2 separate regions of the Homo sapiens genome follow, and region 1 is linked to region 2. A link is a loop called in an ENCODE intact Hi-C map of the cell type or tissue named here. Cell type or tissue: Calu3. All regions are shown on one strand.

Region 1 (8,000 bases), 250 kb after region 2:
GAAAACCTAGGACAGTCATCACTTAATAAAAACAAAAGAAAAAATTATCTTGAAAATTAAAATTTGATATATATGTTTGTGTATATACGAGTGTGTGTGTGTGTGTTTATTTGTATTTATTAGTTCTGTGCTCTACTAATGCTACTTTAATTTTCGAAGAAGTAATATTATAAACCAGTCATGCGGGATAAGAAAAACCCTAGACATTCCATAGTGGCCGGGTAGCTATAGAACATAATTCCCATGAACAGGGTAAAGGGAAGAGAATGTGTAAAGAATGTGTATTGGAAACTACTTGGGGTTAAGTAAACTAAGCTCATAGTTCAGATTCCGGAAATTGATTATAGTCCAAATGTAAATATTTAACATGTGTTATTTACCAGATGAAATGGTGAGAAAATATCTAATCTTGTTGGAAATTCGGGTGTACCTGCACCTGGGAGGTTGCTAAAGTGCCCTTACTGATTGGTATTTTGTAAAGAAATATTTCGCAACAAAAAAAAAGTGCTTATTAAAAGGAAAGTCACCTAGCCTTAATGTTTAGTTTACTGATAACTATCGTTATTTCAGCTATTAGTAAGAGATTTTCTTTTGACAGCCGAATCCACATTGGCTTTGCCTTCTTAGTGGAAGATATTTCCTAATGATAATGATTTTGAGCTTATATTTACCTGCAACCACCTGCTCTTCCCCTCTAAATGTATTCCGAGATAAGCTGGTAAACTTGAAGGACATAAGTCATATGCAGGAATTTCAGTTATCCAGTTGGATAGCTGAAAACATGAGGTGAGCCCCGTTATCCCTGACTTCCATTTTCTGAATATACCCTGTAATGAACTGCAATAAAATAACTTCCAGTTGGAAGCTTCATCTGAATAATCAACTATTTACATTAATCACAAATAAATTTCTTGAAGAGAAAAAGAAAATTATTAACTTGTAGAAACGAGAGTATATCAGGGCCTGCCACTCTATTTTGTTAAGGAAAAGGAGAGATATTATTCTTGGGAACATTATTGATAAGAGAAAAATACTAATCATCTATATCAAAAGTATTGTGCCTTTATTTTTCTTCCCTAGGTTTTAAACTCTTTAATATGCTTTGAATTTTACTGTCGCCACCTCTTCTAGGACTTTGCTTTATAATTCACCCCTTCGTAAACTCTTTTTATCTTCTGCCTTTTTCTCTGGTTCTTTCTACTATCTTGTCACATTAAAAGAACCTTCGCTTGACCACATATTCCCCTCCACTATCTTTCCTTCACACACCAAATAGCAATCCATCGTTATTCTCTCTAGTACATCACTTTCCAGAAACTCCTCAGCCCACCACAAAATGTCTACTGCCGGCCAGGCACGGTGGCTCACGCCTGTAATCCCAGCACTTTGCGAGCCCGAGGCGGGCGGATCACGAGGTCAGGAGATCGAGACCATCCTGGCTAACACGGTGAAACCCCGTCTCCACTAAAAATACAAAAATTTAGCCGGTCTTGTTATTGGGCGCCTGTAGTCCCAGCTACTCGGGAGGCTGAGGCAGGAGAATGGGGTGAACCTGGGAGGCGGAGCTTGCAGTGAGCTGAGATCACACCACTGCACTCCAGCCTGGGCGACAGAGCAAAACTCCGTCTCAAAAAAAAAAAAAAAAAAATGTCTACTGCCTCCACTCATCCTCAGTAGCCACTTTTCTTCTTAGGGTTATCAGAAATCTCTTAACTGCCACACCCAATAGCCACTTGCAGAACTGATCTGACATATCCTCTTTGTAACATAATGCATTGTGACCTCCTCCTCCCATTCTTGCAGCTTTCCTCTCCTTGACTGTTACGATGCCATTCTCACATGGATCTTCCTTTGCTTTTCCAGCTGCTTCTTCCCAGATCCCACATGCACCTTGCTTCTTCCACATAGTCAATAGATGTGGATGTCATGCAAGTTAAGATTAGCATGGCCACAAACACTTGACAGTTCTTCCCGTTAAGAGAAGCTCTCTATTTCTTCACCCCTTGAATAGACCTTGGAACTTGCTATGACCAATGGAATGTGGCAAAAACCATGTTTGCATGTTCTGGAGTTCAGGCTTCAAGAAGCCTTGTATCTTCTGCTTAATTCTTTTTGGAATGCAGTCCTGAGACTGCTGTTTGATGAAAAAGCCTGAGTTCAAAGATTACATGGAGAGAAAAGAGGCAAACCATCGAAATCAAGTTGCTCTACCTGAACTGAGCCCTCAGCCAATCAGCTGCTCATGAGAGAGCCCAGGTGAAGCCAGCAGAAGAACCAGTCTTGCTGACCCACAGAATTATGGAAAATAATAAATTGTTCTTCCAGCCACTAATTTGGGGAGTGTTTTATTGTGCAGTAAGTGGTAAGTGATACAATTGGCATCCCCTAGGTTTTCGACTGTGACTCATTTCTTGTCTCACTATACACATTCTTGTGGGTGACTGCAATAATAGTTGCAGTCTGTAAACCAATTGTATGATGATGGTTCTCAAATCTAACTATTACGACCTTGAGCTCTAGACCTATATTCCCAACTTCTTTTTTTTTGCATCTTGATATTTTCATTTTCATAACTTACAGACACCTCAAATTTGACCCATGAAAACTAATTCATCATACTCTTCTCTAAAATATCAAACTATTCCATTGCCTGAGTTCCCATCCTACTGAATGCAATTATAGTGAATGCAAAAATAGTGTTCCCCACCTGTCTACCCAGCTTGAAAACTGAGTTTTCCTAAACACTTTCCTTTGCCTCTCTCCTCTTACTTTAACAACCAATCACTGTTTGTTTTATCCTTTCTCTTAAATATCCCAAATATCTGCCCTCATATTCATCACCCCTACCACAATTCAGATAACTCTGTTTTACTATATATTACTGCAGTAAGATATCGTAGGTTGTTATAAAATCTTTCCCCTTCACATTTGTGCCCCGTAATCTTACCAGACTGTCATTTTTAAACTGCAAATCTATTTTTTAAATTTTTTTATTGAAATCTTTAAACTATTTCTAAGTCCTGCATTTTAAACCTGTCTCTGTCTCTCTTTATCCCACTATCTCTTGTCTGCTCCTAGGGTTGCTTCCATAATCTGACTCCTCTAACTCATAGCCAAGCATTAATTAATATACACATTGAGTTAGCCATTCCTTACTTCTTGCTGATCTCTGACAGATCTACTATGAGAACAACCTGCTGTTACACATATTACATTATTGATTGCTAGACTGGAATGGACTGCATCTGCCACGCTTTTATTTTGACTTCGAGCTTTTCCATAACCTGTTGCCTTGTCCTGAAACACTCTTTGATCCCTTCTCCATCTAACTCTTACTCTGCTTTAGGTGTTAAGTGTTGCTTTCAGGAAAGTTCTCTGACCTTCTCTGAATAACCCCACTCCCACAAACCGAAATGGAAATGTGTGCTCATTTATTTATTTATTTATTTATGAGAGGAAGTCTCACTCCGTGACCAGGCTGGAGTACAGTGGTGCGATCTCGGCTCACTGCAACCTCTACCTCCCAGGTTCAAGTGAGTCTCCTGCCTCACCCTCCCTGGTAGCTAGGATTACAGGTGCGTGCCACTATGCCTGATTAATTTTTGTATTTTTAGTAGAGACAGGGTTTCACCATGTTGATACTTCTACAAAATCTAATGTACACTTAGTAGCAGCACTTTGTACTTTGGATAATGCATCCTTTTTTGCTAGTTTGCCAGTCAAGTCCTGGGCTAAGTCTCACTTTTGAAGTCTAAATGCCTAATACAGTAGGTATTAAACTTGGGAGTGGGGTAGAGATGAGAAGGGGGAGTTTTAGGGAGATATATAAAGGGAATTTCTCAGTCAATAATCTAGATCAAGTGTCTGAAAACTAAGGACCTCGTGGTTATAACTGCCCCACCACCTGTTTTTGTAAATAAAAGTTTTATTGAAACACAGCCACATCAATTTCATTATGTATTATCTATAGCTGTTTTCATACTACAAGGACAGAGTAGTTGAGATAGAGACATTATGACTGGGAAAATATAAAATATTTATTATGTTTTTTACACAAAAAGTTTGACAACTCTTGTCCTAGATAATTTGGCTGCCCCAGAAATCTGCACTGTATTTATTTAAATAATAAAATGTTTATTGAACTTCAATATCTACACAAGTTTTCTCTGTACCATTCTCTAGGAGATCAAAAGGTAAAAATAATGTGATCTTTACACACACACACACACACACACACACACACACCCTTACAGTCTAGTGGAAATAATGGCTATGTTTGAAAGCAATTTCAACCAAAGGTAATGATTAAAGGATCATTAAAAGGGTGACTGCCTTATGTGGCCTGACTGTGATTAATATAAGATTAGTCAGCCTGACAGCCCTGACTGGGAAACCAGTTTGTGTTTTGCCTTGAAAGCCCCACTCCAGGTGCACTGTACTATTCTGTATTAATCAGCCCCATATGGTTGTCAGGAGGGATGAGAGTGGGTTGGATGAAAGGCTGCTTTCACAGTCCCATGTCAGGTGCAATGTGTCCAAACACCAGGTGTTTACTGGTGGAATATTTAGAAACATTCAAATCACACCTTAATTTTCTTCACTCTTCACCCTGATGTTCTTCCCTCACCAAGCCTATCTCTGCCATATTTTCTGTTCTTTATGATGACACACATGTATCTCCAGTTACTCAGAACCAAAATCTAGTCACGAATGGTTCTTTTTTCCATCCTGATATTGGCCCCATGCACTGAATTTTGAATTCCTATAAATTCCGCCTCCATGGTGACTCTTGAATCATTCTTCTCTTTCTATTTAAGAAAGTCCTTTAACTCCCTCGTACCTGGCCCACTCGTATTCTTTCTCCATTCCTTCCAATATTTTTTTTTTTTTTTTTTGAGGCAGAATCTCGCTCTGTCGCCCAGGCTAGAGTGCAGTGGCACGATTTCGGTTCACTGCAAGCTCCGCCTCCCGGGTTCACGCCATTATCCTGCCTTAGCCTCCCGAGTAGCTGGGATTACAGGCACCTGCCACCGTGCCTGGCTAATTTTTTGTATTTTTAGTAGAGTCGGGGTTTCACTGTGTTAGCCAGGTCTTGATCTCCTGACCTCGTGATCTGCCTGCCTCGGCCTCCCAAAGTGCTGGGATTACAGGCATGAGCCACCGCGCCTGGCCCATCCCTTCCAATATTTTTAAATATATTTCTTCAAGTTTAATATTTATGTGACATAATGATTATATCATTTTCTTGCTCATAGCCCTTCAATGGTTCCCACCACAATATAAAGAAAAATTAAATTAAATTTAAAAAATAAAATAATCTGTTTGGCCATTCACAAACTCGCTGATACTATTATGCCAAATATTTTACATTTCTTCCTCTTTCTCCTTTACCTACAATATTCTTTTTCCCAACTTTTTATATTCTAATCTTCCCTCTCATTTAGATTCTAGTATAGACGCTGTTTTGTAAAACCCACAGAGGTTGCTTCTCCTTGTCACCTAACATACCACTCTATCTCAGTCTTGAGCTTCAGGCCCAATATCTTACTGAATACCTCTACTTTATGTATTTAACTGGCATCTGAAACTTAGCAAGGCTAGAGAAGAATCACTAATTTTCCACACATTCTTCCCAACATCTTCTGTTTGACAAATATCTTCAGAATCATCCCTGTTAAAACCCTCAGAATCATCCCTCATTTTTCATCTTCACTCACTCAGTACAAATTTAAGTTCTCTTTCTAAACTGTATCAATTTTGTCACCTACATTCCTTCTCTACTATCATTACACTAGTCATCATATTTTGCCTATACTACTGTAATGTCACCGCAACTAGAGTCCCTGCTTTCACTCCTCGTCCTAGTACAATTACCTCTCTACATCCTAGGCAAGTTGACCTTTTGAAAAATGTAAATAAGATTCTATAATTCCCCTGGTTAACACCCTTCAATGGATTTCCCTTGCATTTAAAGTACAATCAACATCCCTTATAATCCACAAATATCTAAATAATCATACTCCATCTAGGTCCTCAACTACATTCCCTACTCGTAAGCCCCTTACTAACTGGTTTTCCTTCATGTTTTCCACAGCTCCAAACCATATTCTGTCTCAGTTACTTTATACCTTCTGTTCAACCTGGCTAAAACAGTCTTCTACCACAAGCCTGACATGCCTGATTTCTTTGGTTCATTACAGTCTTAACTAACAAGCCAACTCTTCCCAGACCACTCTCCACTACATGAATCTAGTTTTTCCTGATAACAGTAATTACTATCTCAAATGTCTAATTCACATATTGTTTTTGCATTGTCTGTCCATCTACCACTGCATTATACATTCGATCAGAGGAAAAACCTTGATTATCTTTCTCATTACTTTATCCTTAGCATCTAGAAAAATATATGGCACATACTACAAGGTAAATAAATATTTATTATTCAACATATGGATTATATTATGACACTTTAAAATGCTTGTTTTGTATTTCAATTGTTTACATATGGCTTGTGTGTCTTGTTAATCAGCAAGCTCCTTAAAAACCTAATCCATACCTGATTTATCATTAATACTTCACAATATAACTCGATATAAATATATATGTGTGTATGTGTGTGTGTATTTAAGTAGATCACAAGTCTGACAGAGTGAGATTTGTGATCTACTTAGAACATCATGTATATTTTTTTCTGAGATGGTAAAATAGGTTTTCTAGTATCTAATAGCACAACAGTGTGGTTGTAGGCAGTAATAATTTAATTGTACATATTAAAATAACTAAAAGAGTGTAATCAGATTGTAACACAAGGATAAATATTTGAGGTGGTAGATACCTCATTTACCCTGATGTGATTATTATGCATTGTATGCTTGTATCAAAATATCTCATGTATCACATAAATATATATATACACTTACTATGTACCCACAAAAATGAAAAATAAAATATTATGAGCATATTCTGTAAAACAATACATTCCACAGTCAACCATTTTACTTAATCTTCTAAATTGTGATTACAGCAAGTTCTCCTAATTAAAAGTAGAACCACAAAAATTGCTTAACATTGTTAAAACAGTAACTTAGTCTATGTCTTATGGCTATTAATTATAGTTCTAGGAAGAAATTCCTCAACTTTCACTGCTGGAAGAACAGGCAGTCAAGGAACAAAGTTGACTACTTTGTGGTCTACCTCTGTAATGTGCGTAGTTTCCTGCACTATTAACAAAGATGAAACCTCAAAATTCTACTATGGCCTTTTAAGTGTTTTTACTAATCATGTATAATTCTTCTCCATATGAGAAGGTAGTTATTACATGTCTACCCCATAAAAAGGTCCATGGTTTATCAATAGAATCTCTCTTATCTTCCAGAAAAACACAAGATCTTATGTACAGAGCTGAAATAGATATCCTTTTAGGCTTTACTGTGGAAGACTGTGTTTTCCCAAAACAAACGCTCTTCTACTGAATGCTAAATTACCACACTTAACCATAATTTCAGGGATTCCAGTGGGACTGAAAAGGATCAGAGTAAATAAGGAGCATTAAGAGTAACTAAAGGTATATGAGGTGGCTACAAAATGTCCCAACCATTGGTTGAGAACAATAAACATGCACCAGAGGGCATATCAATAGGCCTCTCACACAAAGCTTCTAGCAGTCATACGCCATAATTAATGAGCCTGAAAATTTGCTGAAGTTGGACCACTATCTGCATCAATGGAAATAAAATTTAAAAGACTCATAAAATGGTAGAGTTACTCAATTTCAAGATCTGATACACGGACCAATTTAATGTGATTATTAGAATAAACAGAAGTCAACTGCCATTGACTTTCAACCGACAATGTTATATAAATACACAAAATTATTTTAAATACTTCCATTGTAATTGTAAAATATTGTTTTCCACCAACTCAACTAAGATTATGGATTGCCAAACTGACCATATTACTGCCCGTTTCTTGGATTCTTTTCTTTTGATTATCATATGTGA
Region 2 (8,000 bases):
AATAGAGAACCATGATACATGAATAAAAACATAAATTTACAAACGAAAAACATTTTGGTGTCATAAATTTATGTAATATAACAAATAGTGAAAGATAAACAAAATATTGAAAAACAGATTTAAATTGAACAGAATCAAAGTTTTAAAGATTGAGATTTGTCTTTGTATCTAGGGATATCAGGGAACATATTCACTCACCAGGATTCTATATCATTGAAAATGTCAATATCTTTTAATACTTTATTAATGTGGTATCTTGATTAATCATAAGATTTTTCTGGATCACTTCTGCAAATTTGTTTATTAAGTCATCAAAACTTATACTTAAATTTTCTAAAAATATGTGTGAAAGTGACATCAATTGCTCTTGAGAAATGCAACGCCACAAATAATTTTCTATTTTGAGAAGAATATTTTTGGTAAACTACTAAAGCTATGTAGAGTATTTATGACTCAATACAAATCTATTTTATGTATTCTGAGTTTAGTTTTAAATTTAAACTTACACAATATTATTTTAACACTTCTTCAGAAATTCCCTGTAACTTGTAGAATCAATTTAAGAAACTAAAAATGGATTCATTATATATATATATATATATAAAGTTCAAAATGCCTGGTAATGCATTTTATCTTCGTATCTTCAATTAGGAGAGAAAATTTAATTTTAGAGTTGCTTTTCTTATTAATTTTAAAGTTATCTTTATTCCAAAAAGATAGTGGACATGCAAACTATTTTTCCTTTAGGAGAGTATGAGAGGAAAAAGCAGCTGACAAACATACTAAGAAGAAAACATCTGAAATTTTAATGAATTTTTAAAGATTAAATGTAAGTTATCCTGAGAATTTAGTTTATTTGAAGATTCATATGGAAATCATGTTCTTTTCTGTTCAATATGGTGATCTTTAAATTTAATTTTTATTTTTAAGACTGTTGATATCTGCTTTCCAATATTGCAGCAGTTTTCAAAACTGGATATTCCAAACACTTTGAAGAATTTTAGCCACTTCCTGGTACGTTTTATTACAACATTTATGTGTAAGTTTTATTTTTTAATTATTTGCTGACATAGTATATTGCCTGTGCATTAACAGTTCTTGTCCAGCCCTCGGTTTAGAGAGTTAATATTTGTGCACAAGCCACAAGGATGGGCTCTGGGGATGGACGATCCAGCCATACTCTCTCCATGGAGCCTAGTGCTGCTGATATATGGAGCCTCACTTCTCTCTTGTGGCTAGAACCACTACTGCCATCTCTACTGCATCTCACCATGGCTCCTAATCTGGACCCAGGTGCCACCTGGTTTTCTTGGGACCCCAGAATACCCCCTGAACTGGCTGAAGCCTATACCTGTGTGATGGGGCACCAGGCCAATTGCTTAAAGCCTAAGGCTCAAAATCCTGAGCCTGCACTTGCATGGACATCCTGAGGCCAATCTCCACCACTTACTGGCTTGCTCTATATCTCATAGACTTTACTTGTAATTCAAAAATAAAAGTATTAGGAATTTCTAGGTGGCAATAGCAGATTCTTTTTAAAAAATGTATTATTGATATTTCTTCTTTTAAAACTCATACTTTAAGTTCAAGGGTACAAGTGCAGTTTTGCTACATAGGTAAATTTGTGTTGTGGGAGTTTAAAACTAAGTGTGGGGCCCTTCTCAGAGTAATGCCCTATACTTTTTACTGTAGAGGTCACATGCCTATATACCTTGCCCTGCCCTGTCTGTGTTTGCTTACTGAACTTAAGGTTAGAATGATAATGCCTACGTTATAAAGTTGGTGATGATGCTAAATGAGATTGTAAATATGAAGCGTTTATAACAGAGTAGACCACATTTATAGCAAGCTCTCTGTAAATATAAGCTCTATTATTATTACAATAATGTGTGAGACACAGTCACTGCTTCAGACGTGTTTGTAATCTAGTTAGAGAGACAGACATGTGGACAATCCACTACAACAATATAATAAATAAATATCACTAGGCATTGGGAATATAAAAATGCCTTGTCTACAAGAGATCTATGGAAGTGAAACTGACATTTATATAATTATTGTTTAATATGATTAGTGTGAGCTCTACTTCCACTTAGGATGTAGAAAATCTCAAGACACAGGACAATGTCACTACTACTCTAATATCAAAAAAAGAAAATAGAAGAAAGGAAAAAGAGAAAGTATAATCTAAGAAATTATAACTTTTCTGAGCTCATCAGAGAATTGAGGTTGAAAGACAACTAGGTGAACTGAATTCCAAAAGGGTGACAGTCCCCTCCAAAAAGATGGTGTACATGCCAACTATTTTTCCTTTAGCAGAGTGTGAGAGGAAGAAGCAGCTGACATAAACATGCTAAGAGGGAAACGTCTAAAATGTTAATGAATTTTTGAAGATTAAATTTGGGAAATCATGAGAATTTAGAATTTCTCGAAACTTCAAACATGAGGTACCTCAGCACTTTCTTACCAGCCTTTTAACATGGGCCTCCACTGGGTGCATGTGAGAAAGACTGGGATCAGAGAAAAGAACCTGACAAGCTCCACCCCCTGTGTCAGTGGTGCAGGTATGCAAATGAGACTACAGTATTCAAATGGTGCTGCTGGAGAACAGACATGAAATCCAGACTCTAGGCAGAGGCAAGAATGCTCAGGGTTTTATATTTTTGCAGTAATACAAAGCAAAGCTACTGGGGACAGACAGGAAATGCACTCTTGGCCTAGACCCTCCTCATCCTTACAAGGCAGAGTTCTGGTCGGCAGGGGATTGGGAAGGGTGAGTTGCTGGGAGATATAAGGAATGCTCAGAAAGCCCCATCCTGGAAGGGTAAGTGTACAGGGCTTACCTAAGACTGAGGCTGGAATAAGAGAACTGAGAAATTTCCCGGCTCCTACCATAAGGCCTGCATGAAATAATAAGCAACAGCAGTAAACTGCTGAGATAACACTAGGAACATGGACAAAGACCCTTTCTGAGTCGTCCCTATGCAGGGCTGCTCAAAGCAACCATGCTGAGAAAAGCCTTCCAACACTCTAGATGTTATACAAAGCACAAGATAGCAGTAGTCCTCAACATAAGGACCCAGGATCATCTCCACTGATATTTAGGCCATAGCAGAAAAGTGCCACGAGATGGCACCAAACCTCAAACACTTCCTGAACAGGTCTGGATTACATAGCTGTACTCCTGGACCACCCATTTTTCTAGATGTATAGTCTAGTCCTAGTCATTGAATGTTTCTTGTCTGTCATTACAACCGTGCATTTAATATTAATGTTTTGCCTTTATTATTACTGGCCATTGTGACATAGAATATCTGTGTTTTTTTTTTAATTTGAGTTTTCTAAAACTATGTATTACAAAAGTGGTATGACTTGAGGAATGTTTTATATATGCAATTGGGTTGGAAGAAGTGATCAAACATGCACACAAACAGAGAGAGAAAGAGAGAAAGGGAGAACTCTAAGATGAAATGAAATAAATGTCCTAGTTGAATTTGTCAAATATATATATATATATATATATATATATATATATATATATATATGTGGCAAATACAGTGGCACACAGGAAATGAGATCATATGTCATGTTTTAGTGTAGTTTCTCATGATCCTCAAGAGTCCTCATGGGACATTAAGCTGTCACTAACATATTTGCAGGATCTGGAAAATGGAATTCTTGCTATATCATGGACATCAAGTAAGGATGGCTATTAACTCTCTAATGCAGAACTACATTTTTAAATTTGCATTTACTTTTAACATTTTTATGCATTAATGATCTTGCCTAAATCAATGATTACTTTGGAGATTATAAAATGGTGATTTGTTACTTCTAGGTTTACGCTGTTTCATTTTATCTCATTTTATTTTGATTCCAAGAGAGAAAAAAAATAATAAATGTGCATCATCAACCCACTGGTTTAGCCTGATAACATATCGGTTTAAAAGTCATTAAAAGGGGCCAGGTGCGGTGGCTCACACCTTTAATCCCAGCACTTTGGGAGGCCAATGTGGGCAGATCACTTGAGGTCAGGAGTTCGAGACCAGCCTGGCCAACATGGTATAACTCTGTCTCTACTAAAAATACAAAAAAATTAGCTGGATGGGGTGGCAGGTGCCTGTAAACTCAGCTACTCAGGAGGCTGAGGTGGGAGGTTCTCTTGAACCTGGGACTTGGAGGTTGCAGTGAGTCAAGATCACACCACTGAACTCTGGCCTGGGTGACAAACTGAGACTCCATCTCAAAAAAACAAAAGCAAAACAAACAAACAAAAAACTCAAAAGTCATTACAAGAAGAAATAAGAGATATTTTAGAAGAAAGATATAAAAAAGGCCTTTCCTAATATATATTTGATGATTTTCCAAGAGGCAAGAGTTCAGCTTACTTGTTCTCCTCATTATGTGGTTGGAGGTTGGGTGTATTAGATAAACCAAGGCAGGCATATTTTTAATTTATCACATTTCTTATCTTGGTCTCCGGGCTCTATATCACTTTATCCTCACTTGATCTCACAAAGTCTTCTATAATTCTCTCCTGTGATCCATACAGTACAGGTGCATTTGCCCCTTCTTATTCCTCAGACATATGCCACTTTGCCAGATTGTCATATAGCTTCCTTCTTCTTGTCTTTCATTTCTTGGATTCAGTGTCCTGTCCCTAGACTGTCCTTTTCAGACCATTCAATATAGAGTATCTGCTGCCTGCTCTGTGTTACAGGAGCCTCCTTAAAATCCATGCTAGCATTTGTGATATCTGTTTTTTGTTTTTTTCTTTTTTGGTCCTTTCCTGTCTTCCCCTACTAGAATGTCAGTTCCAGAATAGCAGGTGTCTTGGCAATCTATCCGTTTCTTACTATATCCCACCACCTAGAGTAGGATTGTAAACAGTGTTTTTTGTTTTTTTTTTAATATAAAAGCACCTTTGTTTATTCACTTCTTAAACTTTTACCTTTTCACTTTCTTATTATTAGGTATAAAATATGGATTTACATGTAAAAAAAATATTTAATGGCCCAGGAGTCCTGCTTCTTTTAGTGGCAATTGTAATTCGGTTCAACCCTCTCAGTAAGGTAGATTAAGAAAGTGTGTATCTGCGTATGTGTCTGTGCATGTGCACACATGTGCATTTGGAGTGCTAGGAAGACAATTATAGGACCAAATTCCAAAATAAAAGAAAATGAAACTTAGAGAAACATGAACCTGGTATTTAGCTCAATTTTTTCCTTTAGGAGTATCTGCCAATTCAGGAAGAAGTGGTTGGTGAGATCAAGAAGTTGTTGAGAGTTTTTGGAAAATTCATAGAAATGAAAATAAAAATTGGGTTCAAATTTTGCTAAGAGACATTGGTAATTCACCAACAGTTTTAATTAGGATTCTGATGATCTACACCCCTCAAATAAGGGGAAAATATATTTGCAACTTCTAATTTAAATTCTTGATAATATGAAGGTCACTCTGGTCTATTGATAGCCCTAGACACTTGCATAAAGAAAAATCAACCTACTCTAGAGGATAAGAAAATTATCCTGGACCTTAAATCCTTTTTGCATATTTTTATATTGAACCTTGCAAACAATGAAGAGCAACTGGGCAAATGAATAAACAGATGATGTAGCAGAAAAGAAGAGAACTAGAGAAATAATAAATAATAGTAAATAAGAATCAAGACAGGCCAGGCACTGTGGCTCATGCCTGTAATCCCAGCACTTTGGGAGGCTGAGGTGGGAGGATAACCTGAGATCAGGAGTTCGAGATCAGCCTGGCCAACATAGCAAAACCCCGTCTTTACTAGAAATACAAAAAAATTAACCAGGCATGGTGGTGTGTGCCTGTAATCCCAGCTACCTGGGAGGTGGAGGTTACAGTGAGCCGAGATCACGCCATTGCACTCCAGCCTGGGCAACAAGAGTGAAATTTCGTCCCCCCAAAATAAGTAAATGAATAAATAAAAAAGACCTACTGCAATGGTTTCTAGTAAGCAATGCAATGCATACATTGAAAGCTGAATAATCGCTTTCAGTGCATGCATTGATTTCCAAAAAGAGTAAGTCATAATTTCTTACTCTCCTCCCTCCCCCAGCCCATTTCACCTTTTCTCTATGAAAGGCAACCTCCTTGTTCCAGGGCTTATCCTAAGGTATCATTGTGCTCTTTGTCTCCTTTCTTTCTGTCATACTCTACACATGATTGGTTAGGAAATATTTACTTTTATTCCAAAATATAGACAAATACAGTTGCTAATAATTTCTCATCACATCCACAGCTACCACCTTGCTTCCCTATCTTACTGAATGCTTGTAGCCTCTGCTTACAGTCTTAACACAGCAGTCAGTATAGTCCTATTAAAGCATAAATAAAACCAGATTGCTGTTTGCTCAAAATTTTGCAATAGCCACCCTTACACTCAGACTAAAAGTAAAATCCATAAAATGGCTTACAATGCTCTAAGCCTTTCCAAATCCATGTCATGGCCTTAGAGACAGCTGTATGTCTGTATCATGTATTTATCTTACCCCAAATCTTCTATAATAGTGTGTATCATAGGATGTCAATTAACTACAACTCTGCATTTTCCTATAATATACATGTTTACAGTGAGCAGAGAAGTGTTTTGTTGACACTGAAAAAACTGCAATGAAAACTATATACTGGAAGGTTATATCAATCCTTTTTAAAAACCTTATGATTTTGGTAGCAGAATGATGTTTCAGTTGTCATCAATGAAGAAATTTTTCAGGGAATAGTGGGAAGGGGGGATGGTTACTAGGGGTAGTATGAGGAAGATCTTTGTAGTGCTAGAACAGTTTTTTTTTTTTTTTTTGGAGACGGAGTTTCGCTCTGTCGCCCAGGCTAGGGTGCAGTGGCACAATCTTGGCTCACTGCAAGCTCTGCCTCCCGGGTTCACGCCATTCTCTTGCCTTGGCCTCCCGAGTAGCTGGGACTACAGGTGCCCGCCACCACACCCGGCTAATTTTTTTTCTTTTTTTATATTTTTAGTAGAGACGGAGTTTCAGGGTTTCACCATCATGGTCTCGATCTCCCGACCTCTTGATCCGCCTGCCTCGGCCTTCCAAAGTGCTGGGATTACAGGCGTGAGCCACTGTGCCCAGCCGAACAGTTTTTAATTTTGATTATGTTATACAAATCTTCACATGTAATAGAATTGCAAGAACTAAATACACAATACACACACACATGAATAAGTGCATGTAAAACTAGTGAATCTGAAGAAACTGTGTATGTCTTACCTTGATTGATGGGCATCAATTTCTGTTTTAAACAACTAATAGTTTGCTTTCATCATTTTTGCTTTCATATAGTATTTTCTGATTATATAAATCTCCCTTTGAGCACCAGACAGCTATTTTATTAACCAATTTTAATCTCCTGATAGTCTAAAGATAAAAATAATTGTATATACACAGCTCTTAACTTTTTTTTTTTTTTTGCTTTTGAGTAATGTTTCATGATTAAAGCAATTCCTCATTGGACTCCAGAGAATTCTTTTATTGATCTATTTCAATCTAATGGTGGTTTAAAGATAAATAAGCTTGACTATAAAAAACTGTTTTGGAGCAGAGAAGCTAGAAACTAGAGCACAGCCCTGATTGTCATATAGTTCTAAAGACTTGTTTATCACACTATGTTTAGAGGTACATTTCAATTAAAGATTGTCAAATTTTGGAAGTTGAGCTTTTCCTAAAACATAGGTTCCCCAGAGCTTTCAGGGATCTATTTTGTTGTTGTTGTTGTTGTTTGTTTCTTTTCTTTTTCTACATAAATGCAAGGTATAACTACTTTTTAACTATAATTAATTTTCTTCAATCAAATTAGATTATGTAATTAAACTAAAATTAAAATAATGAAATAGAAGGTAAGACAATGCTATATGACTGTTTATTTTAAACCTTGTTTTAGCAAGATGAGTAATACATTAATAAATCCAACAACCTTGGTTGCTGTCACCGTGACCTGGACCCTCCTAGTCCACATCCTGA

What was found. Peaks named below come from ENCODE experiments on the same cell type or tissue, not always from the same donor. Only the 100,000 strongest peaks of a DNase experiment are listed, where the experiment ranks them.
Region 1: a loop joins it to region 2, with 2.9 times the contacts of the local background. A loop is called at or near these places in 2 of 110 quality-filtered maps.

What each region holds. Positions count from the first base shown.
Region 1 is chr12:85,821,571-85,829,570 of GRCh38, forward strand. All of the region lies in intron 1 of RASSF9 (Ras association domain family member 9), which reads right to left. Among named protein-coding and RNA genes, the nearest start is that of RASSF9, 11 kb to the right of the region's middle. In Calu3, no CTCF peak of the experiment used is centred here; DNase peaks (open chromatin) are centred at 441, 2,311 and 4,331.
Region 2 is chr12:85,572,763-85,580,762 of GRCh38, forward strand. No RefSeq gene overlaps it. Among named protein-coding and RNA genes, the nearest start is that of LINC02820, 260 kb to the left of the region's middle. In Calu3, a CTCF peak has its summit at 3,141 (motif pointing right); a DNase peak (open chromatin) is centred at 3,119.